Linked DNA regions of Homo sapiens: region 1 is linked to region 2. The links are chromatin loops, found by intact Hi-C in ENCODE. Cell type or tissue: right lobe of liver. All regions are shown on one strand. Each heading gives the region's core, and the rest is flanking DNA. Links, peaks and the distances in the headings are about the cores only.

Evidence for each region. A loop is a pair of places that touch in the nucleus more often than their neighbours do. Peaks named below come from ENCODE experiments on the same cell type or tissue, not always from the same donor. Only the 100,000 strongest peaks of a DNase experiment are listed, where the experiment ranks them.
Region 1: it touches region 2 in a loop (2.7-fold over the local background); 72 of 110 quality-filtered maps call a loop at or near these places.

What each region holds. Positions count from the first base shown.
Region 1 is chr19:46,478,242-46,493,039 of GRCh38, forward strand. PNMA8B (PNMA family member 8B) reads right to left here. Exons shown (of 1, transcript NM_020709.3): 1 at 12,950-14,798. Among named protein-coding and RNA genes, the nearest start is that of PNMA8B, 10 kb to the right of the region's middle. In right lobe of liver, for the core only: CTCF peaks have their summits at 9,790 (motif pointing left) and 11,381 (motif pointing right); a DNase peak (open chromatin) is centred at 9,760; H3K4me3 peaks cover 1,772 bases; H3K27ac peaks cover 397 bases; H3K27me3 peaks cover 1,875 bases.
Region 2 is chr19:46,272,546-46,288,896 of GRCh38, forward strand. No RefSeq gene overlaps it. Among named protein-coding and RNA genes, the nearest start is that of HIF3A, 16 kb to the right of the region's middle. In right lobe of liver, for the core only: CTCF peaks have their summits at 8,398 (motif pointing right) and 10,036; DNase peaks (open chromatin) are centred at 8,396 and 11,456; H3K27ac peaks cover 322 bases.

The DNA.
Region 1 (14,798 bases), core at 6,799-14,798, 210 kb after region 2:
AGCTCAAGTGATCCTCCCGCCTCAGCCTCCCAAAGTGCTGGGATTACAGGCATGAGCCATTTCATTGCATCTGGCCATGTTTTTGCCATTACTTTCAATGGCAAAAACTGCAATTAATTTTGCCTCAGCCTAAATATTATAAAGGTACAACTATGTGTGTATATGTGTGTGTGCGTGTGTGTGTGAAGTGGAGTCAGCTGCCTGCCTGCTCTCCCATTAAAGAGCCACAGTGATTGCTAGCTGATTTAAAAATAGTTCAAGCACCCTTAACAGGAATCATTACAGTGGTTTCCATGACAACACGATGTGCTGTGGTTTCCAAGGCAACAACTGGCACTGTGGTTTCCATGACAAAGCATCCCTGCAGCCCCAACCCTCCCCTCCATCTCTGCACTTCCAGTTTAGGGTTCTCCTTCCATCCTCTTCCGCTGTGTTTCACCTTTGAGTTTTTATTTTGCCCTGCTGTGTATGTTCAGTGAGAACCCACAGAGTTTCCATAAACACTGAACCCAAAGAAAGTCCAGGGGGCTCTGGGATCCCGCCTAGATGTTTCCTCCTGAGTCAGTTGCAACAACCCATCATGGTGGTTCTGTGACTCAACCTGGCTGGCTCTGTCCAATTTGTTCTGTGAGAGCCCCTTCTTGCTGCAGAGTTTCCTTTTTTAAATTATTTTTTTTCTTTTCTTTTCTTTTCTTTTTAATTGAGGCAGAATCTTGCTCTGTCACTCAGGCTGGAGTGCAGTGGTGCGATCTCAGCGAGGATTACAGGTGCATGCCACCATGCCCGGCTAATTTTTGTATTTTTAGCAGAGGCAGGGTTTCACCATGTTGACCAGGCTGGTCTCAAACTCCTGACCTCAGGTGATCTGCCCGCCTCGGCCTCCCAAAGTGCTGGGATTACAGGTGTGAGCTACCATGCCTGGCTTTATTTTCTATTATATCTACGTGTGTGTGTGTCTCCTAGGTCACAGCAAAATGTATTTCTTATCACGGATCATGATCAAACACATGTGACAGCCACTGCCATAGGTTAATTACCGAGTCCCCTATGGATGGCTATGCAGGTCGTTCTCTATTTTCCGGTCTTTCAAATGAAGAGCTGAGAAGGGCTGGTGGCTGATGCCCTACAGACATCTATGTTGCTTGGATTCAGGTGTGACTTCTTAACTTGTTTGAAAATATGGCCGGGCGCGGTGGCTCACCCCTGTAATCCCAGCACTTTGGGAGGCTGAGGCGGGTGGATCACGAGGTCAGGAGATCGAAACCATCCTGGCTAACATGGTGAAACCCTGTCTCTACTAAAAAAAAAATACAAAAATGTAGCCGGATGTGGTGGCAGGCGCCTGTAGTCCCAGCTCTTCGGGAGGCTGAGGCAGGAGAATGGCGTGAACCCGGGAGGCGAAGCTTGCAGTGAGCCAAGATTGTGCCACTGCACTCCAGCTTGGGCAACGGAGTGAGACTCCGTCTCAAAAAACAAAAAATAAATAAAATATGATGCTTTTCAAAAGTTACAGTGTCAGCTGGTTGCAGTGGCTCACGCCTGTAATCCCAGCACTTTGGGAGGCTGAGGCGGGCAGATCACTTGAGGTCAGGAGTTCGAGATTAGCCTGCCCAACATGGTGAAACCCCGTCTCTACTAAAAATGCAAAAATTAGCTAGGCATGGTGGCCCATGCATGTAATCCCAACTACTCAGGAGACTCAGGAGAATCGTTTGAACCCGGGAGGTGGAGGTTGCAGTGAGCCAAGATCACACCACTGTACTCCAGCGTGGGTGACAGAGCAAGACTCTGTCTCAAAAAATAAAATAAAATAAATGAAATAAAATAAAATAGCCCGAGATGGGAGGATTGCTTGAGGCCAAGAGTTCAAGGCTAGGCAACATAGGGAGACACCTGCCCTCCCACCAACCCTGTGTCTATTTGTAAGATAAAAAATTAAAAACGGCCGGGTGCAGTGGCTCATGCCTGTGATCCCAGCACTTTGGGGGGCCGAGGCGGGTGGATCATGAGGTCAAGAGATCAAGACCATCCTGGCCAACATGGTGAAACCCCGTCTCTACTAAAAATCCAAAAATTAGCCAGGCGTGGTGGCAGGCACCTGTAGTCCCAGCTACTCGGGAGGCTGAGGCAGGAGAATTGCTTGAACCTGGGATGTGGAGGTTGCAATGAGCCGAGATCGCGCCACTGCACTCCAGCCTGGTGACAGAGCGAGACTCCGTCTCAAAAAACAAACAAAACATTAAGAACATAAAGTCCAGTAGTTTTATGCCACAATCCTAGCAACTCTATCCTGGGCCGTTCTGAGTTAGCTCTCTCTCTCTCTCTGGAAATAACCAATAAAACCTTAGGATTATGCGGCGGGAGAAGAGATGTGTTCTCCTTTGAGCTGGGGCGGGAGGCGGGGGTGGTGGTCGGGTTACAGCCACAGCTGCAGGCCCTGAATTTCCTTCTGACAGAAAAAACGCCAGCAGCTGTCTCCACTCTCTACAGTGAGGGAACAACATTCCAAGTGAGGAATTGTGGCCAGGAAACCGAGAGGCCCCATGTCCTTTTCTTTTCTTAATGTATTTTTTCTGAAACACACACACACATACATTAAAAACAATCCACCAATAGGATTACATTCATGTAAGATTCAAACATAATCAAATCTACCGTGTGGAGAAATTCATAGTTTGTTAATAAGCATACACGTGTATAGAAAAGGCAGCGTTTATCACAAAACAGGATGTTATTTATCCCTGGGGCAGGGAGGGATTTGAGATGGCCAGAGCACATGAGGGGCTTCTGGGAGGACGATGATTTCTAGATCAGATGACAGTAACATAGGACTTGCTATGTAATTATTTGCCAAATTATATATTTGTGTTTAGGGCACGTTTCTGGAGGCATGTTACATATTCTACAATTGTAAAAAAATGTTTTTTTAAAAAACACAGCTACACATTCAGGGTTATAGCGGTGAAATAAATGTTATCACTATTTTTTTCTAGAATATTCTATGGCTGAAAACCTGAACGCAGCAGTAAAAGTACACGTTTTTAAAACGACTCATAAACCAAATGCACAAAACACAGTCAGGTGAAGTTTCTCTCATTTGTTACGGAGGTTGGTCGTATTTCTTCCTGGTGCCTGGAAGACGTCACGTGGTCTGAACACAGTCTTGGCTGGTGATGATTCCTGATTTTTGTCTGAAATCCTTGGCCAAAGAAAAGAAAGAGAACAAATGAGTCTCTTTATTTTTTTTTAAAGAAGGTTTGTATCATATTTCTCGAATTCTAAATGTATATTTATGTTTGACAAAAGTTATAAATATCTACTTGAAGAGGTAACACAGGAGAAAAACTGGCAAGCCAAATTTAATAAACGTAATGAAGAGTTTACATTGTGTTATGTGGAGAGAGATCATATTCTCTTGTTATGGGCGGAATCTTATCGTCTTGTGGGCTTGGAAGATGTCACACAAAGGAAATAAGAATCACATACATTTACAGACAGGCCTGGCCAACATGATGAAACCCCATCGCTACTGAAAATACAAAATTAGCCGGGCGTGGTGGTGGGCGCTTGTAATCCCAGCTACTCGGGAGACTGAGGCAGGAGAAACACTTGAACCCAGAAGGCGGAGGTTGCAGTGAGCCGAGATTGCACCACTGCACTCCAGCCTGAGCGACAGAGTGAGACTCTGTCTCAAAAAAACAAAAACAGAACAAAAAGAAAAAAAGAATTACATAAATTTAAGCCCTAAATGCAAGGAAATAGGTTAGGTAGGACATTAGGACCGAGGGGTCACCCTAATTAGGAACAGAAACGTATGATCCAAGAGTAGAGAGATTTTTTGCCAACTGAAACAAGATTTCTGCAGGAATGAGGCCATCTTTCAGGGCCACCCACTCACCCCGGGGAAAAGTTTTTAGCTTAGAGGTTGAAGAGAAAAATGAATCATTTGGACATCTTTCCTCTTTTTCCCTCCCCTTGGCTAAACCCAGTATTTCCATTAAAATGCTCCACGTCCATCCCACCCTACTTAGTCTACTTGCTTTTGTTTTGTTTTTTTCCCTAGCACCATTTATATAGACTTTTTTTTTTTTGAGACAGAGCCTCGCTTTGTTGCCCAGGCTGGAGTGCAATGGCATGATCTCGGCTCACTGCAACCTCCACCTCCCGGGTTCAAATGATTCTCCTGCCTCAGCCTCCTCAGTAGCTGGGATTACAGGCACGTGCCACCACACCTGGCTAATTTTTGTATTTTTAGTAGAGACTCGGTTTCACCATGTCAACCAGGCTGGTCTCGAACTCCTGACCTCAGGTGATCCACCTGCCTCAGCCTCCCAGAGTGTTGGGATTACAGGCGTGAGCCACCGAGCCCAGCCATAGACATTCTTTATCTGACCACAAAAGTGATGTATGATTACTGTAGAAAAACTTGATAAATATGGGGAGAAAATCACCCATCATTCTGCTGCACATATATCATTACCATTTCACTGTAGAACGTTTTGCTTATTAAAGTTAGAATATTGGTTTTAAGGAGTTCGAGGCTGCAGTGAGCTGTGATTGCACCACTGCACTCCAGCTTGCACGACAGAGCAAGACCCTGACTCACACACACACACACACAAAGGAATGTCATATCAGCAGTCAGACTCCCTGGGTGTCAACACTTCCTGGTGGTGTGGCTTTGGACAAGTAATTAATTAACTTCTCTGTGCCTCAGTTTCCTCATCTATAAAATGGTAACTATTAGACTAGTACCAAACTCATAAAGAGGTGAGGCTTAAAGAAGTCAATTCAAGTAATGGTCTTAGAATGGTGCATCACAAGTACCCAATAAATGTAAGCTATAATTATCATCCATGTGAGGATGCTGTAAGGATGAAATGAGTTCATTCATACAAAGTGTTTGGAACAGCCCCCTTGGGGCCAAAATAGGACACCTTGTTGGCTCTATGTAAAGATTCACTATTAAAATTAAGGAAAATGTTTTAATTGGGGGATGCAAGAGTTTCATATCTTTATTTCATATAGCTACAAACTTAAACTAAGGCTAGATTCTAAAAATATGTCTGTTCATTCAAAGCACATAAAAAGATGCTCAATATCATTCATCATCAGAGATATTATTAAAACCATGATGAGTTGCCAGCCTCCTTGCTTTCTTTTATACACAGCAACTCAGGCCAGACGCGGTGGCTCATGCCTGTAATCCCAGCACTTTGGGAGGCTGAGGCAGGATCACTTGAGGTCAGGAGTTCAAGACCAGCCTGGCCAACATGATGAAACACCATCTCTACTAAAAATACAAAACTTAGCTGGGCATGGTGGCATGCGCCTGTTAATTCCAGCTATTCAGGAGGCTGAGGCAGGAGAATTGCTAGAACCTGGGAGGCAGAGGTTGCAGTGAGCTGAGATCGCACCAATGCACCCTAGCCTGGCAACAGAGAAAGACTCCGTCTCAAAAAAAAAAAAAAAAAAAAAAAGAAAGAAAATAAGAGAAAAGATGGAGAACAACCTGAATGTCCAATAATGGGACTGATTTTCAAATATGGTTCATTCACACAGTGTAATACTACACAATTGTTAAAAAGAAAAAAAAAGGCATGAGGAAGATCTCAATGTGCTGATAAAGATGTCCAAGCTACAATGTTAAGTGAAAAAAGCAAAGTAAGGATCATTATGCATAGGATGCTACTATTTATGTCGAAAGTAAGGAAAAAATGCACCTATTCATATATACTTTATATGCATTAAAAATACTTGGAAGTGGCTGGGTGCAGTGGCTCATGCCTGTTATCCCAGCACTTTGCAAAGGAGGCCAAGGCAGGCGGATCACTTGAGGTCAGGAGTTCAAGACCAGCCTGGCCAACATGGCAAAACCCCGTCTCTACTAAAAATACACACGAAAGGACCAGGCACGGTGGCTCACGCCTATAATCCCAGCACTTTGGGAGGCTGAGGTGGGTGGATCACCTGAGGTCAGGAGTTCAAGACCAACCTGACCAACATGGTGAAACACCGTCTCTACTACAAATACAAAAATTAGCCAGGCATGGTGGCGTGCACCTGTAATCCCAGCTACGTGGGAGGCTGAGGCAGGAGAATCGCTAGAACCCAGGAGGCGGAGGTTGCAGTGAGCCGATATTACACCATTGCATTCCAGCCTGGGGGACAGGGCGAGACTCCATCTCAACAAAACAAAACAAAACCAAAAAAAATGCACACAAAAAATTCAGCTGGGCATGGTGTTGTGTGACGGTAATCCTAGCTCTTCGGGAGGCTGAGGCAGGAAAATTGCTTGGACCCGGGAGGCGGAGGTTTCAGTAAGCCAAGATCGCACCACTGCACTCCAGCCTGGATGACAGAGCGAGACTCCATCTCAAAAAAAAAAAAGAACACCTACCCGGTAACAGCATCTCCACCAATCACGCCAACTCTGGTTTTGAGCCTCTGAAATCAAGAAACTCTGCTTTCAAACAGCTTATGTGAGCTTCTGTTTTTGGCCAGGAAAAGCCTCTCTTTGTCCCCCCTCCTCAGACGCATCTGTGGCTTGCCATAGCCCTGCATCCTGGATTACAATCCTTTGTGCTTACTCCTGAATACATTCCTGCTATCAGAAGACATTTTTCTCTGATGTCTTTTTTTTCAGGTTGACACAATAGATAGCTTATTTCTTTACCCCGTTTATTGTCCTTGTCTTTTTAACAGACCATCAGCTCTGCGGGTGGGGCCTTTCTATCTGTTCTGCTCTGGTGTGCCCCCAGCTTCTAGAACAGGGCTGTGCTGTGTTGAATTGTGTCTCTCAAAGTTCATGTCCACTCAGAATCTCAGTGAAGATGAGATCATGCCGAATTGGGTTGGGCTGTAGATCCAATGACTGGGTCCTAGTAAGAGGAAAGGTACAACCAGGTGCAGTGGCTCACACCTGTAATCCCAGCACTTTGGGAGGCCCAGACGGGCGAAATCAACTGAGGTCGGGAATTTGAGGCCAGCCTGGCCAACATGGTGAAACTCCGTCTCTACTAAAAACACAAAAATTAGCTGGGTGTGGCGGTGGGAACACCTGTAATCCCAGCTACTTGGGAGGCAGAGGCAGGAGAATCGCTTGAACCCAGGAGGCGGAGGTTGCAGTGAGCCGAGATCGTGCCACTGCACTGCAGCCTGGGCAACAGAGTGAGACTCCGTCTCAAAATAATAATAATAATAACAATAAATCCTAATACAGACACCTATGCAGATACGTACAGAAGTTGTTGGGAGTATTTCATTTTTTATCAAATAAAGGGGAAAGGGTCATAGTGTATGAACTTTTCTTGCATCTCACTGTGTTCACTCAAAAGGTCCCAGTGGAAACTCTCCAGTCCGTCCTTTCAAGACTGCAGAAGAACCCTTGTGTGGTTGGACCATGGTTCACTTGGCCACTCTCCTATCTGTGGGCATTTGCAGGGCCCGGGCTGTTTTGCCAACACAGTGAAGCCACCTTGATGCTTAAAACTTGAGCCCATGCCAGCCTGTGGTGTGCTAGAAATCCTCACTCTTTATGAACCCAATCATCTCGTGCACCACGGTGGTTGTGTTGCTTTACATTTTGTGTGTATTAAAGCCATCATTTGCTAAATGTCACTGATTAAACTATACCACCGTTCAGTGGTGCGGCTGAAATGATTTGACACATCTTCATTTTCTAATGAACCAGGAGACTTTTCTAAAAAGCAGACTGGGCCGGGTGCGGTGGCTCACGCCTGTAATCCCAGCACTTTGGGAGGCCGAGGTGGGTGGATCATGAGGTCAGGAGATCAAGACTATCCTGGCTAAGATGGTGAAACCTCGTCTCTACTAAAAATACAAAAAAATTAGCCAGGTGTGGTGGCGGGCGCCTGTAGTCCCAGCTACTCTGGAGGCTGAGGCAGAAGAATGGCACAAACCCGGGAGGCGGAGCTTGCAGTGAGCCGAGATTGCGCCATTGCACTCCGGCCTGGGCCACAGAGTGAGACTCCGTCTCAAAAAAAAAATAAAATAAAAAATTAGCCAGGCGTGGTGGTGGGTGCTTGTAATCCCAGCTACTCAGGAGGCTGAGGCAGGAGAATTTCTTGAACCTGGGAGGTGGAGGTTGCAGTGAGCTGAGATTGCACCATTGCACTCCAGCCTGGGAGACAAGAGCAAAATTCCGTCTCAAAAAAAAAGCATTCACAAACTCCTAAACCCACAATTTTAAACACCATGCTCCAAGACTCATCAGTCTAGACACACACATGCATACAAGCCTATGCACAAACACAGATCAATACAGACACCCACACTATGTGCAGACACATACACCTACTCATGCACACACTCACACATTCACTCACATAGACACGGACACCCATACACACCCTAATGGCTGAGGGGTGAGCACACACCTGTATGCACACTGGGACACTCAGACATGGATTCACATACACACCCCTAAGTGTACACACACACATACACTCAAGAGACACACGTGTCAATCACACACAAGGTTTTGATCCTCCCACCCCCTCTGAGTATCCCTGACACTTTGGGCAAATCTGTCTCCCACTAGAGTCTCTGTTTCCCCCTTGAGTGGACATACTATTTTCTGCGTTCCATTCCCAGCATCTTCAGTGTGACATCCAGTGAGGCCCCAGGGGTGCAAGGAGCCCTTGGGTAACTTGAGATGAGATGCGAACAGAGGCGTCAATATTTTCAAATCAAGGGGGTTTCAAATGGAGCCTGCAGGGCCAGTTCCCCTGAGGTAGCCAGTTGATGCCTCTGGGGTATGGTTTCAAACGCCCCAGAAAACCAGAGATTTGACTCCAAATCAGCCTTCATCTGGACCAGTCCAGCCACCCCTCACTGTCACTAAAGAGAAAAATGAGAGGCCACAGGTGATTCCAGAACACAGACATGAAGGGAAGAGATGCTACCCTGAGATAGGGGTTGGGGGAGGGGGGCTTTCTGGGTCCCCCTCCCAGGCTCACTGGGTGTGACAAGAGAAGAGGAAATGGTTAGAGATGGGAGGAGGGGTTTGGAGCCCCGCTGCCTGACTCCCCCAGCATTGCCCCTTGCAAGCTGTGTGACCTTGGGCTGATTACTTGACCTCTCAGTGCCTCCACATCCTCATGGGAAATGGGGATCACAGCAGAGCTTTCCTGCCAGCACTGCCCAGGGGACTGAAGAGGGTGTGATGTGTTTGTGAGGTCATCTCGTCTTATTTCTGCTACGTATCAGCGGCGGCCAGCTCTTCACTGCACACCTCAGCCCTGACAGGGACCCCAGGGCAGCGGTGCCCACCCCGGCTGCCCCTGGAATGACCCAGAGCCCATGTCCAGCCTGCAGATCTCGGCAGCCGCTCTCGGAATCTCTGAATGGTGCAGGGCACGGCTGGGGCAGCAACAGTCCCTAAAGCTCCCCGGTGATTCCAAGCAATGGGCAGCCGGGGCTCACAACCGCGACCCTAGGGGTCCTAGAGACCATCAGACGCCACAGCCGTGGTTCTCAAACTAGTCCCGCATCGCAGGCACCTGGGGGTCCTTTGAAAATGCAGCTTGCTGGACCTCACCCCCAAAGGGGTTCTGTAGGTCTAGGGTGGGCCCGAGAATGTGTATCTAGTTCCCAGGAGACGTTGACGCAGGTCCAGGACCTGATTTTGAGAACCGCTGTCCTGCAGGAAAGTCCGCTTTCCCCAGCCTGGCGTTCAAAGACCAGGGAGGGTTGTCCCTTTAAAGCGCTGGGGAAAGCGCCGTGGCCCCACGATTTTAAACGGCGGAACTGGGGTGCCTCCTGGTGGAATCAGCGGGCATCGCAACTCGCGCGGATTCTTCCCCTGCTCTGGAGTCGTAGGTTGCGGGGGCAAAGGGAAGGGTCGTCGTCTGCGGCGCAGTTCTAGGACGTGGCCACATTCCCAGAGTTTGGGGATCGCTCATTTCCCGCTTAAGCAGGCCGAGGGGCCAAGACAAGTTCAGCCTCTAGGGGAAAGGGTCTGGACCCCGGGATTCTTCGCGGTGGGGAGGTGGCGGGGGAGGGGGGAGAGGGAAGAGGTGAGGGAGGGTCTGGGGTCTGGACCCCAGGATACCTTGGCCTCATCCTTGGGGGAGGACCATTCCGTCCCTCCCCTGGGGCCGGGAGGGCCGATTATTCGAGGGAGCCGTAGAGTAAGACAAACGTGGGTTCCAGCTCCCTTCCTTGCCTCTCTGAGCCTCGGTTTCTCTATCTGGGAAATGAGGGTGAAAATCTGCCTTCATCCTCTTCCCTCCTTCATCCTGCCCTCCTCTCTACAGAGCCAATAAAGACGCACAGACATATACATTCGAATGTGTCCACCCCCAGATCCACACAGAGACACAAACACATACACACACAACCTCAGCCCGCCAGTCACCTGGTCAGCTGAAATCAGGCTCCTGAAAACTCTTCAACCACTTCCTGCCATCCCCACCACCCTGCGCCGGTCCAGCCTTAGGCCTGTCCCCTAGGTTCCCGCCCCAGCCTCCTCCTGCTCCAGCCTTGCACCCTGCACACGACAGACCTAAAGCATAAACCTCTCCCTCTCCTGTTCAAATCCCTCCCATGGCTCCCCAGCGCTTAACGAGGCCCTGAGGCCCTGCCAGTCTGCACGCCCTACTCCAGGGACCTCTTCATGCTCATTTGCTGCCTCAGGTGAAAATCCAGCCAGACAGCGACCACCATGGAGGCAGGCGGCCTTCTTTGGCGTCACTGCCTCCACTCCACCAGCACTTAGCCTGGCATGGGAGGGGCAGTAATTACACGCTAATAACCCCCTACAGTCATACCCTTGGCTTGGGAAGCTTTTGCCCTGGCTCTTCCTACACCCCGGTCATGGACTTCCCCCAGGCAACCGCCGGCCGCACGTCCTTCGGGTCTTTGCAACATTCAGAGACCCCGTCTCTACAAAAAATGCAAAAAGTAGCTAGGCTTGGTGGCGCGTGCCTGTGGTCCCAGCTACTCTAGAGGGAGGCTGAAGTGGTGGGAGGATCGCTTGAGCCCAGGAATTCGAGGCTGCAGTGAGCCGTGATCGCGCCACTACACTTGTCACCTTCTCAGTGAGGGCTTCCCAGGCCACTTTCCCAGGCCCGTTTATGACGACTGCAAACCCTCTCCTGCCCCGGCCCTCCTCGGGCCCCCTGCTTGCCGGACTTTTGTCCCCCAGCAGGTCTCACCCCCTAATGCATGGATTTCGTCCTCATCTAGGGAGCGTAACCCCAGCCTCCCCACCGCATGCTCCCTGCGGGAGGGTCCTGTTTCCTGCACCAAGAACAGGGCCTGGGACGCGCCAGCCCTGGATAAATCTCATGGACTGCGCGGATGGCGCTGAGGGCTCCTCCCAGACAGTCGCCTTCTCTCCCAGGAGGGGGCAACCGCGCTCCGCTCCACCCGTCGCCAGAGGCTCCACGCGCGGGACAGACCCGGCTGCTGCAGCCTGTGCTGGTCTCTGTGCACCGGGACCCTTCCCTGCAGGATCTCAAGGCCTTTACGCGGCTGCTCCTTCGACCCCAAACACTCCTCCCCATCCCCGCCGGAGCACTCCCTCCAGGAATGAGGGAATGAAAACAATGTTTCTTTCCAGCACATTCCCCACCAGGCCTATCTGGGATCTGACTCACCCAGTCCGCGTGGTTCATTCCGACCGTCAGTCATTCAACAAATAACAGCCGCCGCCGCGTGCCAGGCACGGTGTTGGGGCTGGGGACACGAAGGGGAAAGGCCAAGCCACACTTTTTCCCTACGGAGCTGGCCCTAAGCCGCTCTGCCGCGCCTCTCCCCGCCACGCCCACCTGCCCCCATGCCGCATAGGTCCCCACAGCCACCGCTCAGGGCCCTCTGCAGGGGCTGCTGCTGCTGCAAGCCCACGGGGCGCTGGGGGGAGTTTGAAAGCAGGAGGAAAGGGACGCCATTTGGGGGAATGCTCAGGCCGTGGTGGCAGCAGCAGCTGGCGGTCACTGCGGTGAACCAGGGGCTCCCGGGTCTCTCCTCAAGCAAGCCGGCCCCGTGCGTGGAACTTGGCAGTCCTACACTAGGGCTCTGATCACCAGCCTTTCCCAAGTGGCTCCTCCAGCCCTCGGGAGGGAGCAGCTCCCTGCATTGCTAATATTGGGACAAAACGATCTCCCTGTTTTTGCACTTCCTGATTGCAATACCCCAGTCACCAATTTCCTCTATTAACCTCCCTGACAAGTACAGTCGGTGTGCCAGGGGGCAGTCATAGCTCTGAAAAATAAAGGGAGGAAGTGCAGAAAGGGTTCCTTTTTTTTTTTTTTTTTTGAGACGGAGTCTTGCTCTGTCACCCAGGCTGGAGTGCAGTGGCACGATCTCAGCTCACTGCAACCTCTGCCTCCCAGGTTCAAGCGATTCTTCTGCCTCAGCCTCCCAAGTAGCTGGGATTACAGGTGTGCACCACCACACCAGACTAATTTTTATATTTTTAGTAGAGACGGGGTTTCACCGTCTTGGCCAGGCTGGTCTTGAACTCCTGCCCTCGTGATCCACCCTCCTCGGCCTCCCAAAGTGCTGGGATTACAGGCATGAGCCACCGTGCCTGGCCGGCCACAAAGAGTTACATTTTTATAGGTGGTCAGGGAAGCCCTCCCTAGGAATGTGGCATTTGAAGAAAGGTCTGAGTGACATGAAGGTTGGAGCCACGCCTATAGCCCAAGGAAGGGCACTCCAGGCTGCAGGAAGAGCAGTGCAAAGGCCATGAGGCAGGAATATGCCTGGTGTGTCCCAGAGACCTGGGTGGCTGAAGCCACAGGAGACACAGAGAGGGCAGTGGGAAACAAGGCAGAGGGTGAGATGGGGGTGGAGTGTGTAGACCTGAGCTGCGAGGGAGAGCTGCATGCGATGGCCATGTCCTGCACCAGCACCGTGCAATGCGGTAGCCACTGGCCACGTGTGGCTCTTGAGCACTTGTGACGTGGCTGGGAAGACTGAGGACATGCATGTGTATTTTTATTTAATCTTAATTACATTTAAATCCAATTTACCCCGTGTGATTACCTAGTTGAACAAAGCATGTCTAGACAGTCCTAAGAACTGCAGATATGACGGCACAGGAAGGAGACCTTGGGGGATCTGGGGAGGCGAGGGACGCAATCAGACCCCAGGTGTGACTTCTAAGAGGACGTCTCTGGCAGCCATGTATGGTGGGGGGACACAGGATGGAGGGAGGCAGAAAACTCAGGTAGGATGGAAAGCTGAGTCTGAGGTCCAGGGCACAGGTGAGGGGTGGAGGCTGGGGGGAGAGTGCCTGCAGCTGTGGCCTGGCAGAGTGTATCTGGGTGGAAGCTAGGGTGGGGATTGGCTGGGCGGGGTCTCCATGGGTGTCCAGGGGCTTCGGAGCTGAGGCTGGAAGTGGGGAGGCATCAGGGGTGGGAGTGGAAGCTGGCTCAGATCTGCAAGGGGTGAGATGATGCTGGGGGGTAGGGAGAGCCAGGCAGGGATCCCGAAGCAGCAAAGGACAGTGTATGTAAACCAGTGACAGGACAGTTCCCAGGTATTCTGGGCAAACCACAGTCAAGACCGTGGACATCTGTGGCCCACGCTCCCACACCCCGCCTGCCCCACTGCCCAGAGCACAGAGAGAGTACAGTGCTGAATTTCACTTTACTGGAGGATCCAGGTGACACAGGGCACAGGGAGAGAAGCCTAGGACTGCTACGGGAGAAGCACACCTGGGGCCCTCCCCACCCACAGGCAACACCACAGGCTGCTGTGCCCAGCTCAAGGTACACCCAGCCTGGTCCTCAGTGGGTGGGTCACTGTCCAGGGACAGCCTCCAAGCAGAGGGGAGCACCCACGCCCTGCAGCAGGTCTCAGTCAGCTTCTACATCTGGGTGTCCCTGACATAGGACTGGGACAGTCTGGTCTGGACTGTGAGGTCACACCCAAACCCTCCTATTCCTTCCCAGGGACAAGTGGGGCAGGGCCCCCTGGCACGATGGGCTCCTCACTGCCAGGGAATGGAAATTGGGACGAGGAAGCACACACATTGCCCCAGGGACAAGAAGGCATGAATGAAGGTGGGGTCCCGTGGAGACTGATATTTAGGTAAAAATCGAGCTCAGCCGGGGTTGCAGGAGCTGAAGCATACGGCACGGCACGGCACAGACTCACATACAACTCAAGCGTGCTTGGGACAGCAGGTTGTGAAGCCTCACAGCACCGGCCCGCCTACTCTGGAACCTCCAGGGCAGGGCTGGGGTTTCCTCCCCAGGTCATTTCATCCCCTGTAAGGAGGGACACGCGGCCGGCTTCTGCACTGCCCAGGTGAGCCTCTGTCCCTCACAGTGCCCTTCGGGGCCCCTCTGGCCTTTAATTCACTCAGGGGGTGAACCCAGGGACTTTCAAGTCTTTTAGTAAGGGCTGCAAGGCCAGCGCTGAGCGGTGGGTCAGCTCCACTGGAGAGGGGGCACCCAGGGGAGCCACAGCCTATGGGAGGGGCCAGGGCCCACTCAGCCCAGAAGAACCAAAACTGGATTTTAAGTGAATTACCCCAAATTGAACACCTCTGCAAATAATTAGAATGTTGGGAAACACTGCAGTCTGAGTGACAAATTCAACTTGTGGTCAGGGGCAGGTGGCCTTGGCCTGGGGCTGGTTCCTTTGTTATCAGGGGCGCCCCAGTAGGCAGGGCTGGCATGTGTCTTCCCTCTGCTCCCCCCTCCCCCTCCTCCTCCTCTTTCCCTTCTCCCACCGTTCCTCTCCCCTTTCCTCCTCCTCCCCTTCCCAACCGCCTTCTATCTCTCAGACTTTCCTTTCTGGAATCATCTCTTCCCCTGGCT
Region 2 (16,351 bases), core at 4,610-12,609:
TCAAAAAAAAAGAAGAGGAAGAGGAAGAAGAGAGAAAGAAAGAAAGAAGGAAAGAAAGAAAGAGAGAAAGAGAGAAGGAGAGGGGAGGGGAGGGGAGGGAGAAGAAGAAAGTTCCCTCATCTATCAAGAAACTGGACCTGCCAAAGAGTAACACAGTTGCCTTCCCTGAAATTTCCTTAACCCTAGAAGATTAAAATTCACATCACAAGGCCGGGTGCGGTGGCTCATGCTGGTAATCCCACACTTTGGAAGGCCGAGGTGGGTGGATCGCCTGAGGTCAGGAGTTCAAGACTAGCCTGGCCAACATGGTGAAACCCCGTGTCTACTAAAAATACAAAAATTAGCCAGGCGTGGTGGCATGCGCCTGTAGTCCCAGCTACTCGGGAGGCTGAGGCAGGAGAATCACTTGAACCCAGGAGGCGGAGGCTGCAGTGAGCTGAGATCGCACTGGAGATTGGACTCCAGCTTTGGCAACAAGAACAAAACTCTGTCTCAAAAAAAAAAAAAAGAGAAAGAAAAACTTACATCACAGAGAAAAAGGCTGAAAATAAAACACCACAACTGAAAGCCAGGCAAACTGCATCCCAAACCACTGTCTGCTCTCCATCTTATTCAACTGGCAAAGAAAATTATTTACTAACTTTCACTCGCATCCGTGTGAAGACACCACCAAACAGGCTTTGTGTGAGCAACAAGGCTGTTTATTTCACCTGGGTGCAGGCGGGCTGAGTCTGAAAAGAGAGTCAGCGAATGCAGATAGGAGTGGGGCTGTTTTATAAGATTTGGGTATGTAAAGGAAAATTACAGTCAAAGGGGGAGGTTGTTCTCTGGCTGGCAGGAGTTGGGGGTCACAAGGTGCTCAATAGGGGAGCTTTTGAGCCAGGATGAGCCAGGAGAAGGAGTTTCACAAGATAATGTCATCAGTTAAGGCAGGAACAGGCCATTTTCATTTCTTTTGTGGTGGAATGTCATCAGTTAAGGCAGGAACCGGCCATCTGGATGTGTACGTGCAGGTCACAGGGGATATGATGGCTTAGCTTGGGCTCAGAGGCATGACATTTCTGTCTTCTTATATTAATAAGAAAAATAAAACGAAATAGGGTTGAAGTGTTGGGGCAGTGAAAATTTTGGGGGGTGGTATGGAGAGATAATGGGCGATGTTTCTCAGGGCTGCTTTGAGCAGGATTGGGGTGGCATGGGAACCTAGAGTGGGAGAGATTAAGCTGAAGGAAGATTTTTGTGGTAACAGTTGATATTGTGGGGTTGTTAGAAGAAACATTTGTCATATAGAATTATTGGTGATGGCCTGGGTACGGTTTTGTATGAATTGAAAAAAGAACGGAATAAGACAAGGAGAAAAACAGGTATTAAAGGACTAAGAATTGGGAGGACCTAGGACATCCAATTAGAGAGTGCCTAAGGAGGTTCAGCATAGCCCTGCCAGCAAAGATTATTTGTTTACTTTAAGAGGGAGTTAAGAGTGGCAGTTTGGGGATAGCACCAGGAGATATCCGCTGCGATGGTTTGGAGAAACAGTGTAAACCAGCAGTGTAAACAAGAGCAGGGCATTTATGAGTAGTTGAGAACGGTGAGTAGGAGTTGACTAGACAGAAGATAGTAAGGATGACAAGTTTTTTGGGGCGCAGTCCAAGTTGGTCTGGTGTCTGGAATGAGACTGGGGCCTAATAAAAAGGATTGTCCATACAGGAGTTCAAATGGGCTGTAACCTGCAGCATTTCGAAGACAGGCCCGAATTCTGAGAAGGGAAAGTGATAAAAGTACTGTCCAGTCCTTTTTAAGTTGGTGACTGAGTTTGGTGAGGTGTGTTTTTAAAAGACCATCAGTTCACTGAATACTAAGAGCCTGAGAAACTCCTTGGGTGATTTGACTAATAAAGGCCGGTCTGTTATAGGACTGTATAGAGGTGGGAAGGCCAAACCAAGGAATTATGTCTGACAGAAGGGAAGAAATGACCGTGGTGGCCTTCTCAGACCCTGTGGTAAAGGCATCTACCCATCCAGTGAAAGTGTCTACCCAGACCAAGACGTATTTTAGTTTCCTGACTCGGGGCATGTTGAGTAAAGCTAATTTGCCAGTCCTGGGTGGGGGCAAATCCTCAAGCTTGATGTGTAGGGAAGGGAGGGGGCCTGAATAATCCCTGAGGAGTAGTAGAACAGCAGATGGAACACTGAGAAGTGATTTCCTTGAGGATAGATTTCCACGATGGAAAGGAAATGAGAGGTTCTAAGAGGCAGGCTAGTGGCTTGTACTATAGCATAGCCTGCCTTTGCCGGTGTGTGGCGATTAGGCCTGGTGGAACTGCCATCAATAAACCAAGTGTGACCAGGGTGAGGAACAGGAAAGAAGAAATATGGGGAAATGGGGTGAATGTCAGGTGGATCAGAGAGATGCAGTCATGGGGGTCAGGTGTGGTATCAGGAATAATGTGGGAGGCCGGATTGAAGTCCGGGCCAGGAACAACGGTAATTGTGGGAGACTCAACAAAGAGTGAGTACAGCTGAAGGAGCCGGGGAGCAGAAAGTATATGTGTCAGGTGTGAGGAAGAAAATAGATTTTGGAAATTATGAGAACCATAGAGAGTGAGATGAGCAGAGTTTGTGATTTTGAGGGTCTCTAAAAGTATTAGGGTGGCAGTGGCCGCCACATGCAGACATGAGGGCTAGGCAAAACAGTAAGGTCAAGTTGTTTGGATAAAAAGGGTACAGGACGCGGTCCCAATTCTCGTGTAAGAATTCCGACTGCACAGCCCTGTACTTCGGCTGTGTGTAATGAAAAGGGTTGGGATGAGTCAGGGAGAGCTAGGGTAGGAGCAGTCTCTAAAGCTGTCTTCAAGGAACGGAAAGAGGAGTGGGGAAAGGATTTAGGATCTATGGGGTCAGCTAGGTTTCCTTTTGTGAGTTTATATAATGGTTTTGTTAGGATGGCAAAACCAGGTATCTAAAGTCAAAAGTATCCAACCATGCCTAGGAAGGAAAGGAGTTGTTTTGTAGAAGGTGTTGGGGTTTGAGAGATCAGTCGGACACGATTGGCAGGGAGAGCATGGGTGTTTTTATGAGAATTATGCCAAGATAGGTAACAGATGAGGAAGAAATTTGGGCTTAACTGAAGTAATGGGGGCTGTCTGTGAAGCCTTGCGGCAGTACAGCCCAGGTAATTTGCTGAGCCTGATGGGTGTCAGGGTCAGTCCAAGTGAAAGCGAAGAGAGGCTGGGATGAAGGGTGCAAAGGAAGAGTAAAGAAAGCATGTTTGAGATCCAGAATAATGGGTTGTGGAGGGAGGTATTGAGGATAGGAGAGTATATGGGTTTGGCACCATGGGGTGGATAGGCAAAACAATTTGGTTGATAAAGCACAGATCCTGAACTAACCTGTAAGCCTTGTCTGGTTTTAGGACAGGTGAAATGGGGGAATTGTAAGGGGAGTTTATAGGCTTTAAAAGGCCATGCTGTAGCAGGAGAGTGATAACAGGCTTTAATCCTTTCAAAGCGTGCTGTGGGATGGGATATTGGCATTAAGTGGGGTAAGGGTGATTAGGTTTTAATGGGATGGTAAGGGGTGCATGATGGGTCGCTAAGGAGGGAGGAGAGGTGTCCTATACTTGTGGGTTAAGGTGGGGGGATACAAGGGGAGGATGTGAAGGAGGCTTTGAACTGGGGAAAAGGGCAGCAATGAGGTGTGGCTGTAGCCCAGGAATAGTCAGGGAAGCAGATAATTTAGTTAAAGTGTCTCGGCCTAATAAGGGAACTGGGCAGGTGGAGATAACTAAAAGGAGTGCTTTAAAGAGTATCGTCTAAGTTGGCACCAGAGTTGGGGAGTTTTAAGAGGTTTAGAAGCCTGGCTGTCAATACCCACAACAGTTATGGAAGCAAGGGAAACAGGCCCTTGGAAAGAAGGTAATGTGGAGTGGGTGGCCTCTGTATTGATTAAGAAGGGGACGGACTTACGGTGCACTGTGAGAGTTACCTAGAGCATCTGTGACGGTCCAGGAGGCTTCTGAGATGATCGGGCAGTGTCAGTCTTCAGCTGCTAAGCCGAGAAGATCTGGGAAGGAGTCAGTCAGAGATCCTTGGGCCAGAGTTCTAGGGGCTCTGGAAGTGGCTGCCAGGTGAGTTGAACAGTCCGATTTTCAGTGGGGTCCCACACAGATGGAACAGAGCTTGGGAGGAATCCCAGGCTGTGGGCATTCCTTTGCCCAGTGGCCAAATTTCCAGCACTTGTAGCAAGTTCCTGGGGGAGGAGGTTCTGGAGGAACCCCTGGCTGCTGCGGTTCAGGCATTTGGAGTTCTTGCGTGCTGGAGATGTGGCTGGGGTTTCTCTCACAGTGGAGGTAAGGAATTGCAACTCAGAAATATATTGTTACTTAGCTGCCTATACTTTATTATTGTACACATTGAAGGCGAGGCTAATTAAGTCCTGTTGCGGGGTTTGAGGGCCGGAATTTAATTTTTGGAGTTTTATTTAATGTCAGGAGCAGACTGGGTAATAAAATGTATATTGAGAATAAGACGGCCTCTTGACCTTCTAGGGTCTAGGGCTGTAAAGCATCTCAGGGTTGCTGTCAAACGAGCCATGAACTGGGCTGGGTTTTTATATTTCATGAAAAAGAGCCTAAACGCTATCCAATTTGGGATAAAGAAAAAGGAACATTAACCTGGACTATGCCTTTAGCTCCAGCCACCTTTTTAAGAGGAAATTGCTGGGCAGGTGGGGGAGGGCTAGTCACAGAACAAAACTGTAAGCCGGACCAGGTGTGAGGAGGGGAGGTGATAAAAGGATTGTAGGGTAGGGGAGCAGAGGCTGAGGAAGAATTGGGACCTAGCTCAGCCTGGTGAGGAGCAGCCTTGGGGAGAAGGGGAGAGGTCAGATGGGTCTGTAGAAAAGGAAGATTGGAAAGAGGAAAGACTCAGCAATGCTTGGGGTTGGGACTGAGGGACAGGCAGCAGGGAAAGAAGGAAGATTTAGGACGAGTTGCATTGGGAACAGAGACTAGGGAGGGACCGATGTGTAAAAGAATGCCTGGACATCAGGCACCTCAGACCGTTTGCCCATTTTACGGCAAGAATTATTTAGATCTTGTAGGATGGAAAAATCGAAAGTGCTGTTTTCTGGCCATTTAGAGCCATTGTCAAGTTGGTATTGGGGCCAAGTGGTGTTGCAGAAGAAAACAAGGGGTTTAGGTTTTAGGTCAGGTGTGAGTTGAAGAGGTTTTAAGTTTTTGAGAACACAGGCTCAGGGAGAAGAGGGAGGAATGGAGGGTGGAAGGTAGCCCATAGTGAAGGAGGCAAGCCCAGAGAAAAGAGAGAGTAGAGACACAGAAGGGGTGGGGGGTGATTACCCCCCAGGAAAGTGGAGAAGGGGTAGAGACATGGAGAGAAGGGGTTGGGGGGTTCTTGCCCCCCAAAAAAGTGGTACTTGCTGCTAAGGGTGAAGGACCAAGGCAGGCATCCCCACATGGTCAGACACCTCTGAAATGTGGGTGAATAATCAGGCAGGCGTCCCCACACAATTAAACACCAAGGGAAGACTGTCTTCCCGAGTCTGTGACTGGTGCCGGAGTTTTGGGTTCACGGATAAAACGCGTCTCCTTTGTCTCTACCAGAAAAGGAAAGGAACTGAAATTAAGAGAAGGGAGAGATTGAAGTGTGAAGCCAAGATTGAAAGGAGAAAGAGGTTGAGGGATAGTGAGAGGGGTTGGAGAAGAGAGTAAAAAGAGACCGCTTACCTGATTTAAAATTGATGAGATGTTCCTTGGGCTGGTCAGTCTGAGGACCTGAGGTCATAGGTGGATCTTTCTCGCGGGACAAAGAGCAGGAGGACAGGGGATTGATCTCCCAAGGGAGGTCCCCCGATCGGAGTCATGGCACCAAAATATTTCACTCGCGTCCGTGTGAAGAGACCACCAAACAGGCTTTGTGTGAGCAACAGGGCTGTTTACTTCACCTGGGTGCAGGCGGGCTGAGTCGGAAAAGAGAGTCAGGGAACGGAGATAGGGGTGGGGCCGTTTTACAAGATTTGGGTATGTAAAGGAAAATTACAGTCAAAGGGGGAGGTTGTTCTCTGGCTGGCAGGGGTGGGGGTCACAAGGTGCTCAGTAGGGGAGCTTTTGAGCCAGGATGAGCCAAGAGAAGGAATTTCCCAAGATAATGTCATCAGTTAAGGCAGAAACAGGCCATTTTCACTTCTTTTGTGGTGGAATGTCATCAGTTAAGGCAGGAACCCGCCATCTGGATGTGTACGTGCAGGTCACAGGGGATATGATGGCTTAGCTTGGGCTCAGAGGCCTGACACTAACCATTGTCTGAGCATTAGGGCCATTCATTTCCCCCTAAAAATCACTGAATATCACGCAAATTGCCATATTTCCCCCATGTCCCCTTCCCCTATGAAAAAGGCTAAGAAGTATCTGTACCCCATTGGGTTATTGGGTAATCAGTCTCCTGTGAGTCCCCTGGGCAATGCATGTTAAAAATACATTTATATGCTGCCTTCTTCTACTAGTCTGCCTTTTGTCACTTCATTTTCAGTGAACCTTCAGAGGGTGACTGAGGATGTGTTCCCTCTTTGCCCCTACACAGCCAAAGTGGTTAACATCTCCCCCGAAATCCTTTACAGGCATACAAAAATCATATTACAAACCCTCCATTCCATCCCCAGTTCATACCCCAGCCACCTCCTCTATCTGACCCTCACACATCAATCTGCCTGAATCACTCAGGGCCAGGTACTGGACCACTGAAGACCAGCCGCGCATTCTTGAGTCTCTGACATCATTCAAAGCGGCCAATCCTGAGCTGTTTCCCCTTCCCTGCCTTGCCTTTCCCATGGAAACCGCAATAAAGGCCCTGGCCTAGGCTTTCCCTCTCTCTCCCACCTGCTGACCGAACCTGGTGCTTTCCCCTGCATGGCATGGCATGCGCCCGTCTCTCAGGAAGTGTAGGTAATCAATTCTTTCAAAGGCATCAACTTCATGTTGTCACTCAGTCACTTCCAGAAGATTAAATCTCATAAAGGCCGGGTGCAGTGGCTTATGTCTGTAATCCCAGCACTTTGGGAGGCCGAGGTGGGTGGATCACTCCTGAGGTCAGGAGTTCGAGACCAGCCTGGCCAACATGGCAAAGCCCCGTCGCTACTAAAAATACAAAAATTATCCAGGCGTGGTGGCACGCACCTGTAATCCCAGCCGCTCGGGATGCTCAGGCAGGAAAATCGCTTGAACCCAGGAGACAGAGGTTGCAGTGAGCTGAGATCATGCCACTGCACTCAGCCTGGAGCTAGACTCCGTGTCAAAATAAATAAATAAATACATCTCATGAGAAGAACTGAGACAACTCCCACCTTTCTCTCAGCATCTGCTCCCTGTAGGAGCCAAGCTGATCCAAGAGATTGATCCAATAAGTAATCATATTGAGGATAACGGAAACCCGGGTTAAAACCATAAAGGCCAGGCCAGGTGCAGTAGCTCACACCTGTAGCACTTTGGTAGGCTGAGGCAAGAGTATCACTTGAGCCCAGGAGTTCGAGACCAGCCTGGGCAACATAGTGAGACCCTGTCTCTACAAAAAGACAAAGTAAAAATTAGCCAGGTGTGGTGGCATATGCCTGTGGTCCCAGCTACTCAGGAGGCTGAGGCAGGAGGATTGTTTGAGCCCAGGAGATCAAGGCTGCAGTGAGCCGAAATTGCATCACTGCCCTCCATCCTGGGAGACAGAGTGAGACCTTGTCTAAAAGAACTTTAAATTATGTGATGTGAAATGTTTAAAACAGTTTCTGGCACATAATCTTTCAATGAATTGGAGATATTAGTATGTAAAATCTAGCTACTGGTGCTGGGTGTGGTGGCTCACACCTGTAATCTCAGCACTTTGGGAGGCCAAGGTGGGCGGATCACTTGAGGTCAGGAGTTCGAGACCAGCCTGACCAACATGGAGAAACCCCGTCTCCATTAAAAATACAAAATTAGCCGGGCATGGTGGCGCATGTCTGTAATCCCAGCTATTCGGGAGGTTGAGGCAGGAGAATCACTTGAACCCAGGAGGCGGAGGTTGCGGTGAGCCGAGATGGCATCATTGCACTCCAGCCTGGGCAACAAAGAACGAACCTCTGTCTCAAAAAAAAAAAAAAATTTGCTGGGTGTGGTGGCACCCGCCTGTAGTCCCAGCTACTTTGGAGACTGAGGCAGGAGAATCACTTGAAACTGGGAGGCAGAGGCTGCCGTGAGCCAAGATCGCGCCACTGCACTCCAGCCTGGGCAACAGAGCGAGACTCCGTCTCAAAAAAAAAAAAGGAGAAAGAAAAAGAAATCAGGCTACTAAAATATGTAGCCAATGTGACCCTCATATGTAAGTATAGTATCAGAGTCATCCTAATTTCTGCCACGAGAGGGCGTGTCAGGCTTAGTTAGGGCTTAGCTGCCAGCAGCTCCCAAATGATGGTCTCAGAACTCCTTAATTTTATTATTATGATTACTATTATTAGTATTATTTTGAGGCAGGTCCACACTCTGTTGCTCAAACTGGAGTGCAGTGGTGCAATTGTGGCTCACTGCAGCCTCAAACTCCTGGACTCAAACGATCCTCCCACCTCAGCCTCCCGAGCAGCTGGACTATGCTGTGTAGGCCACCACACCGGCTAATTTTTTCATCCTTGATAGAGATGGGGGTCTCACTATGTTGCCCAGGCTGGTCCTGAACCCTTGGCCTCAAGCAGTCTTTCCACTTTAGTGTCCCAAAGTGCTGGGATTACAGGTGTGAGCCACCGCCCCCAGTCATGTTTGGATTTTTTAAGTGACATATCGGCCGGGCACAGTGGCTCACACCTGTAATCCCACCACTTTGGGACGCTGAAGTGGGAAGATTGCTTGAGCTCAGGAGTTGGAGACCAGGCTGGGTAACAGAGCAAGACCCTGTGTCTACAAACAATTTTAAAAATTAGCTGGACGTCGTGGCGTGCACCTGTAGTCCCAGCTACGGAGGAGGCTGAGGTAAGAGGATCACTTGACCCAGGAGGTTGAGGCTGCAATGAGCCATGATCACACTGCGCCACTGCACTCCAGCCTGGGCGAGAGAGTGAGACTCCATTAAAAAAAAAAAAAAAAAAAGTACCACATGTCTATGGCACATATAATGTAACGCCCCAACTGGGTTCAGGATAGTTCCTGGAATCAAACACATCAACATTTATGCAATGAAATGAGGGCTATTCACAGAAACGTGGAGTAAATATAGAAGATTGCCAAAATAGCCTTGTGTTAGTTCAGGTCAAGTTTTGCCACCAAATAAGTTATACAACAATCTCTACCTTTTCAGAGTTATTTGGAAGTTGGAATTGTGTGTGGATGGGGGGGTGTTTGTTTTGTTTTGTTAAGACGGAGTCTCGCTCTGTCGCCCAGCCTGGAGTGCAGTGGCGTGATCTTGGCTCACTGCAACCTCCACCTCCCAGGCTCAAGCGATTCTCTTGCCTCAGCCTCCTGAGTAGCTGAGACTACAGGCACGCACCACCGTACCCGGCTAAATGTCATATTATTAGTAGAGACAGGGTTTCACCACGTTGGCCAGGCTGGTCTCAAACTCCCAACTTCAGTTGATTCACCCACCTTAGCCTCCCATAGTGCTGGGATTACAAGCGTGAGCCATCACACCTGGCCGGAATTGTGGCTGATGAAGGGTGAGCCTCTCATTTCTCATAGATAAGAGGTGTCCTGCCAGGTCAAAGCTTGAATGCAATTCTGCTCACAGACATACAGAGTCAGATATCCCTTCTTTTGATGAATTAAAAGTTTGTATTTAAGGTGAATAAGACAATATTCAGTCAAAAGTCTGTTTTTCTTTAGAGTCAACATTTTGAAATAAGAACTAAATAAGAGCGTTCCTATGTCTATGTAGACTACGGCAGAAGCCAAGGCTGAGTGATCAGCATAGATCATCTGAGATTCAAATACCATGAGAGGGGTAGACGTGGGCCATACAATTCTCTGAAGTGGAGAACTTTCCCAATATCAGCTTCTGCCCGAAAGAGGGTGCTACGTTCCTTTGATCCATGTGTAACAGTTGCTTTCCCAGAAAAGTCAGAGTGAGTTAAAATGCTACAGGCCAGGCGCAGTGGCTCACGCCTGTAATCCCGGCATTTTGGGAGGCCGAGGCAGGCGGATCACTTGGGGTCAGGAGTTCGAGACCAGCCTGGCCAACATGGTGAAACCCCATCTCTACTTAAAAAAAAAAAAAAATTAGCCGGGCATGGTGGCGGGCGCCTGTAATCCCGGCTACTGAGGAGGCTGAGGCACAACAATCACTGGAACCCAGGAGGCAGAGGTTGCAGTGAGCCCATATCGCGCCACTGCACTCCAGCCTGGGCAACAGAGCAAGACTCCATCTCTAATCTAAATAAAATCAAATAAAGTAAAATAAAATAAAATAAAATGCTGCAGCCAGGCACAGTAGCTCACACCTGGTAATCCCAGCATTTGGAAGGCTGAGGCAGGAGGGTTGCTTAAACCTAGTAGCTTTGTTTATTTTCTTTCCTTAAGACAGCAGAAAAGGTGATTTATTTATTTCTATTTATTTATTTGAGAACTACAGGTGCAGACTACAGGAGCGCAGCACCACGCCAGGCTAATTTTTTGTATTTTTAGTAGAGATGGGGTTTCACTATGTTGGTCAGTCTGGTCTCAAACTCCTGACCTTGTGATCTGCCCCCCTCGGCCTCCCAAAGTGCTGAGATGACAGGTGTGGGTCACCACGCCCGGCCTATTTTATTTATTTATTTATTTTGAGACAGAGTCTCACTCTGTCACCAGGCTGGAGTAAAGTGGCATGATCTCAGCTCACTGCAATCTCCACCTCCCAGGTTCAAGCAATTCTCTGGCCTCAGCCTCTCGAGTAGCTGGGACTACAGGCATGCACCACCATGCCTGGCTAATTTTTTTTTCTTCTTCTTCTTCTTATGCTTGTTTCCTATCAGCTGATTTTTGTATTTTTTGTAGAGACAGGGTTTTGCCGTGTTGCGCAGTCTGGTCTCCAACTCCTGGGCTCAAGCGATCCACCTGTTTCGCCCTCTCAAAGTGCTGGGATGACAGGTATGAGCCATCAGGCCCAGTCAGAGCCTAGAATTTTAAGTCCAGCCTTGGCAACATAGTGAGAACCCATCTTTACAAAAAAACAATTTAAAAATTAGCCTGGTGTGATGGCATGCGTCTGTGGCCCCAGCTACTCTGGAGGCTGAGGCAGGAGGATTGCTTGAGCCCCGGAATTTGAGGCTGCAGTGAGCCATGATCACACCACTGCACTCCAGCCTGAGCAACAGAGTGGAAAAAAAAAAGGTGCAATGTTCTTGTTGTTTCTATCTAAGATGGCCTGCCATGATTGTTAACAGATTCTTCCTGTACAAGAGGACTTGAACAGGATACAGGAAACCCCTCCTTGCCAGAGCTATGCGTGCATCGCACAATGCCTGGAGTCCCTGGCTTCAGCCACTAATTACCGGAAGCTCCATAAGTTTGCAAATACCTCCCAGCTTCCAAGAGCTACTCACTGAGCCCTAAAAAAGGTGCCTGCAGGAGAGGTGAGGGTGCAGGGCCTGGGAGGGGCCCCTTGGCCACCCAGAGTCTGTAGAGAGTTTCTCCTCCTGGGAGACGCTGAGGCCACCAGCAGGGGACTAGGGCCACAGTCTCCGTCACACCGCTGTCCAGGGCAGTCACCTGCATCAGCATCAAGTAGACATCAGCATCTGCACAGGGAACCGTGACATATACGAGACCTTTGCGTACATGCATGTGATGACCATAAACATGAGTTCAGCATTCAAGGTTTGTTTGTTTGTCTGTTTTTTGAGACGGAGTCTTGCTCTTTGCTCTTGTCACCCAGGCTGGAGTGCAGTGGCATGATCTCAGCTCACTGCAGCCTCCGCCTCCCGGGTTCAAGTGATTCTCCTGCCTCAGCCTCCTAAGTAGCAGGGATTACAGGTGTACACCACCACCCCTGGCTAATTTTTGTATTTTTAGTAGAGACAGGGTTTCGCCATGTTGGCCAGGCTGGTCTCAAACTCCTGACCTTGTGATCCACCTGCTGCGGCCTCCCAAAGTGCTGGGATTACAGGCATGAGCCCACACCCAGCCCAGCACTCACATTTTATTAAAGGCAGCTGCTCTTCTTTAAAGAACCCCAGTGTGTACAGGTGTCAGTATCAGTCACTATCGGCACCAACATGCGTCCACGTGCCGTCATCGGTAACCATGCTACTATCAAGGCACGCCTAAGGCTAAGACACAGATCTTAACACGATGGCATGTACTGACACATGTAGTTGTCAGAATTCACATGGGTGGATACTGACTTGTGTGTTGATGGCAGCTAGTGACATGACACCTGCCTGTGTGCCATTGACACATGCATGGGCATATATAGATGTGGGCACACGCATCTACACTCGGTGTGAAAGTGTCCATCTGAGCCCCATACATCCACCCTCCAGGCTGGAGCCCCTCGATGGGCTGAGGCCATTCTGATTAAGTTGTGTCCCGGTATCTGGCAGAGAACAGACGCATCATAAACGCTTGAATGAGGGCCAGGCTTGGTGGCTCATGCCTGTAATCACAGCATTTTGGAAGGCTGAGGTGGGTGGATCACATGAGGTCAGGAGTTGGAGACCAGCCTCGCCAACATGGTGAAACCCCGTGTCTACTAAAAATACAAAAATTAGCCAGGCGTGGTGACGGGCACCTGTAATCCCAGCTACTCAGGAGGCTGAGGCAGGAGAATCCCTTGAAGCTGGGAGGCAGAGGTTGCAATGAGCTGAGATAGGGCCATTGCACTCCAACCTGGGCAACAAGAGCAAAACTTCATCTCTAAAAAAATAAATAAATGCTAGAATGAGGCTGTGTGCAGTGTCTCACACCTGTAATCCCAGCACTTTGGGAGGCCAAGGTGGGAAGATTACTTAAGTCTGGGAGTTTGAGACTAGCCTGGGCAACATACTGAGATATCTTCTCTATCTAATAAAAAAATTAAATGCTTGAATGAATGAATAAATGGCAACAAATACTTTGAACAGACGAGGGCCAGGCACTGTGATAAGCACTCACATGCCTGATCTAATTAATCCATACCACAGTCTCTATGGGTAAGAACTAATGATCCCACTATACAGATGGGAAAAACTGAGTCATAAAGACAGGATGTAGCTTTCCCAAAGCCATATGCCACGTAAGTGACAGAGCCTGGATTTGACCCAGGTCTCTCAAACTCAAAAACTAATGTTCTTAATCACTGCCCCATCCTCGTTATGATGGGACAACCCTCTCTCCCAATTCCTGGATTCCTGGGACACACCACCAAACTCCTTCCAGTGCAGGCGCTCAGCAAGCTACAAGAAAGTAAGACAGCCTTTCATCATCAAAACAGAGGAGGCCGGGCGCGGTGGCTCACGCCTGTGGTCCCAGCACTTTGGGAGGCCGAGGCGGGCAGATCACGAGGTCAGGAGATTGAGACCATCCTGGCTAACACGGTGAAACCCCGTCTCTGCTAAAAATACAAAAAATTAGCCGGGCATGGTGGTGGGTGCCTGTAGTCCCAGCTACTTGGGAGGCTGAGGCAGGAGAATGGTGTGAACCCGGGAGGCGGAGCTTGCAGTGAGCCAAGATCGCGCCACTGCACTCCAGCCTGGGCGATACAGTGAGACTCCGTCTGAAAAAAAAAAAAAAAAAAAAAAACAGAGGAGAAAAGAGAGAAACTTTAAACCCAACGAAGCTCAGAAGTTCTGTGTCAGGGCTGGGTGAGGTGGCACATGCCAGTTATCCCAATGCTTTGGAAAACCAAGGTGGGAGGCCAGGATTTGAAGACCATCCTGGACAACACAGCGAGACCCCATCTCTACAAAATAAAAATTAAAAAATTAGCCAGGCCCTGTGGCATGCACCTGTAGTCCTACCTACGTGGGAGGCTGAGGTGGGAAAATCACCTGAGCCTGGGCAGTGAAGGCTGCAGTGAGCCATGATCACACCACTGCACTCCAGCCTGGGCAACAGAGTGAGATGCTGTCTCGAAATGATAATATTAAAGAGCTACCTGAAAAAATAAAAAATTCAGTTCCTCAGTCACACTCACCACATTACAGGTGCTCAGTAGCCACATGAACAATTTAGATACAGATCATTTCCATCATCATAGAAAGTTCTGTTGGACAGCATGGTCTAGCATGGGTGTCCAACCCTTTAAATGGACTGACTCTTCTGCTTATCTTTTTTTTATTTGTCTGTTTTTTGAGACAGGGTCTCACTCTGTGGCCCAGGCTGGAGTGCAATGGCATGATCTTGGCTCACTGCAACCTCCGCCTCCCAGGTTCAAGCGACTCTCCTGGCTCAGCCTCCTGAGTAGCTGCCACCACAGGCGTGCGCCACCACACCCAGCTAATTTTTGCATTTTTGGTAGAGACGGGGTTTCTCCATCTTGGCCAGGCTGGTCTCAAACTCTTGGTCTCAAGTGATACAACCACCTCCTTTTTTGCTTATCTGTGGTAGTAGATATCACGAAAATTATACACAGACCTTTTGAGACAGAGTCTTGCTCTGTCGCCAGGCTGAAGTGCAGTGCCGTGATCTCAGCTCAATGCAACCTCCATCTCCTGGGTTCAAGCAATTCCCCTGCCTCAACCCTCAACCTCCCGAGTAGCTGGGACTACAGGTGCACGCCACCATGCCTGGCTAATTTTTTGTATTTTAGTAGAGACAGGGTTTCACCATGTTGGCCAAGATGGTCTCCATCTCCTGACCTCAGGTGATCTGCCCGCCTCAGCCTCCCAAAATGCTGGGATTACAGGCATGAGCCACCACGCCCAGCCATGGACCTTTTTTTTTTAAGCGATCACCTATCATTAGGGTATTTTATGTGAGATCCAAGACAATTCTTCTGCTTCCAATGTGGCCCAGGGAAGACAAAAGTTTGGGCACCCGTGATAGTCTACCCCAGTCTATATATGATCGATTCTTCTTTATGGCATTGTTTAACATATTCCTCTGTTCCCTGCCTTTCCTGTACACCAGTAGTTACACGTGGAAGCCGAATAATTTCAGGTTCAATTATTTTGGTGAAAATACTTCCTAGGTCTGCATCCTTCCACCAGCAGACACATCAGGTCTCGTCTTTATTGTGTGAGACTCACATCCTATTGGCCACAGGAAGTCACATGACCAAGCCTGACATCAGTGAGTCAGGGAATGTATTTGACATACTCAAGAGGACCTGTAAAGTCACATGGTACAGTCATGGATGTATAATTCTATAACAAGGAGGAAGTGGAGATTTGGAAACAATAATTCAAGCTACCATGAGGGCGTTTTTGTTTTGTTTTGTTTTGTTTTTTAATCAAATGAACTTTTCAGAAATGACTCGGTCAGATGCGGTGGCTCACGCCTGTGATCCCAGCACTTTGGTGAGGCCGAGGCAGGCGGATCGCCTGAGGTTGGGAGTTCGAGACCAGCCTGACCAACATGGAGAAACCCCATCTCTACTAAAAATACAAAATTAGCGGGGCATGGTGGGGCATGCCTGTAATCCCAGCTACTCGGGAGGTTGAGGCAGGAGAATCGCTTGAACCCAGGAGGCAGAGGTTGCAGTAAGCCGAGATCACAGCACTGCACTCCAGCCTGGGTAACAAGAGCGAAACTCTGTCTCCAAAAAAAGAAAAAGAAATGACTTACGCCTGTAATCCTAGCACTCTGGGAGCTGAGATGGGAGGATCGCTTGAGACCAGGAGGTCCAGACCAGCCTGGGCAACATGGCAAGACCCTGTCTCTACAAATAATTTTAAAAATTAGCTGGGTGTGGTGGTCTGCGCCTGTGGTCCCAGCTACTCAGGAAGCTGAGGCAGGAGGATCACTTGAGCCCTGGTCAAGGCTGCAGTGAGCTGTGTTCATGCTACAGTACTCCAGCCTGGGCGACAGAGCAAGATCCTCTCTCAAAAGAAGGAAATAAGCCAGATGCAGTGGCTCACACCTGTAATCCCAGCACTTTGGGAGGCCAAGGCAGGCAGATCACCTGAGGTCAGGAGTTCGAGACCAGCCTGGCTAACATGGTGAAACCCCGTCTCTACTAAAAATACAAAAATTAGCCGGACATAGTGGCGCACACCTGTAATCCCGGCTACTCGGGAGGCTGAGGCACGAGAATTACTTGAATATGGGAGGCAGAGGTTGTAGTGAGCTGAGATTGCCATTGCACTCCAGACTGGGCAACAGAGTGAGACTCCATCTCAAAAAAAAAAAAAAAAAAGAAATGAAGGAAGGAGGAAGGAAGGAAGGGAAGGGGAAGGGAAGGAAGAGAGACAGAGAGAGAAGGAGAGGA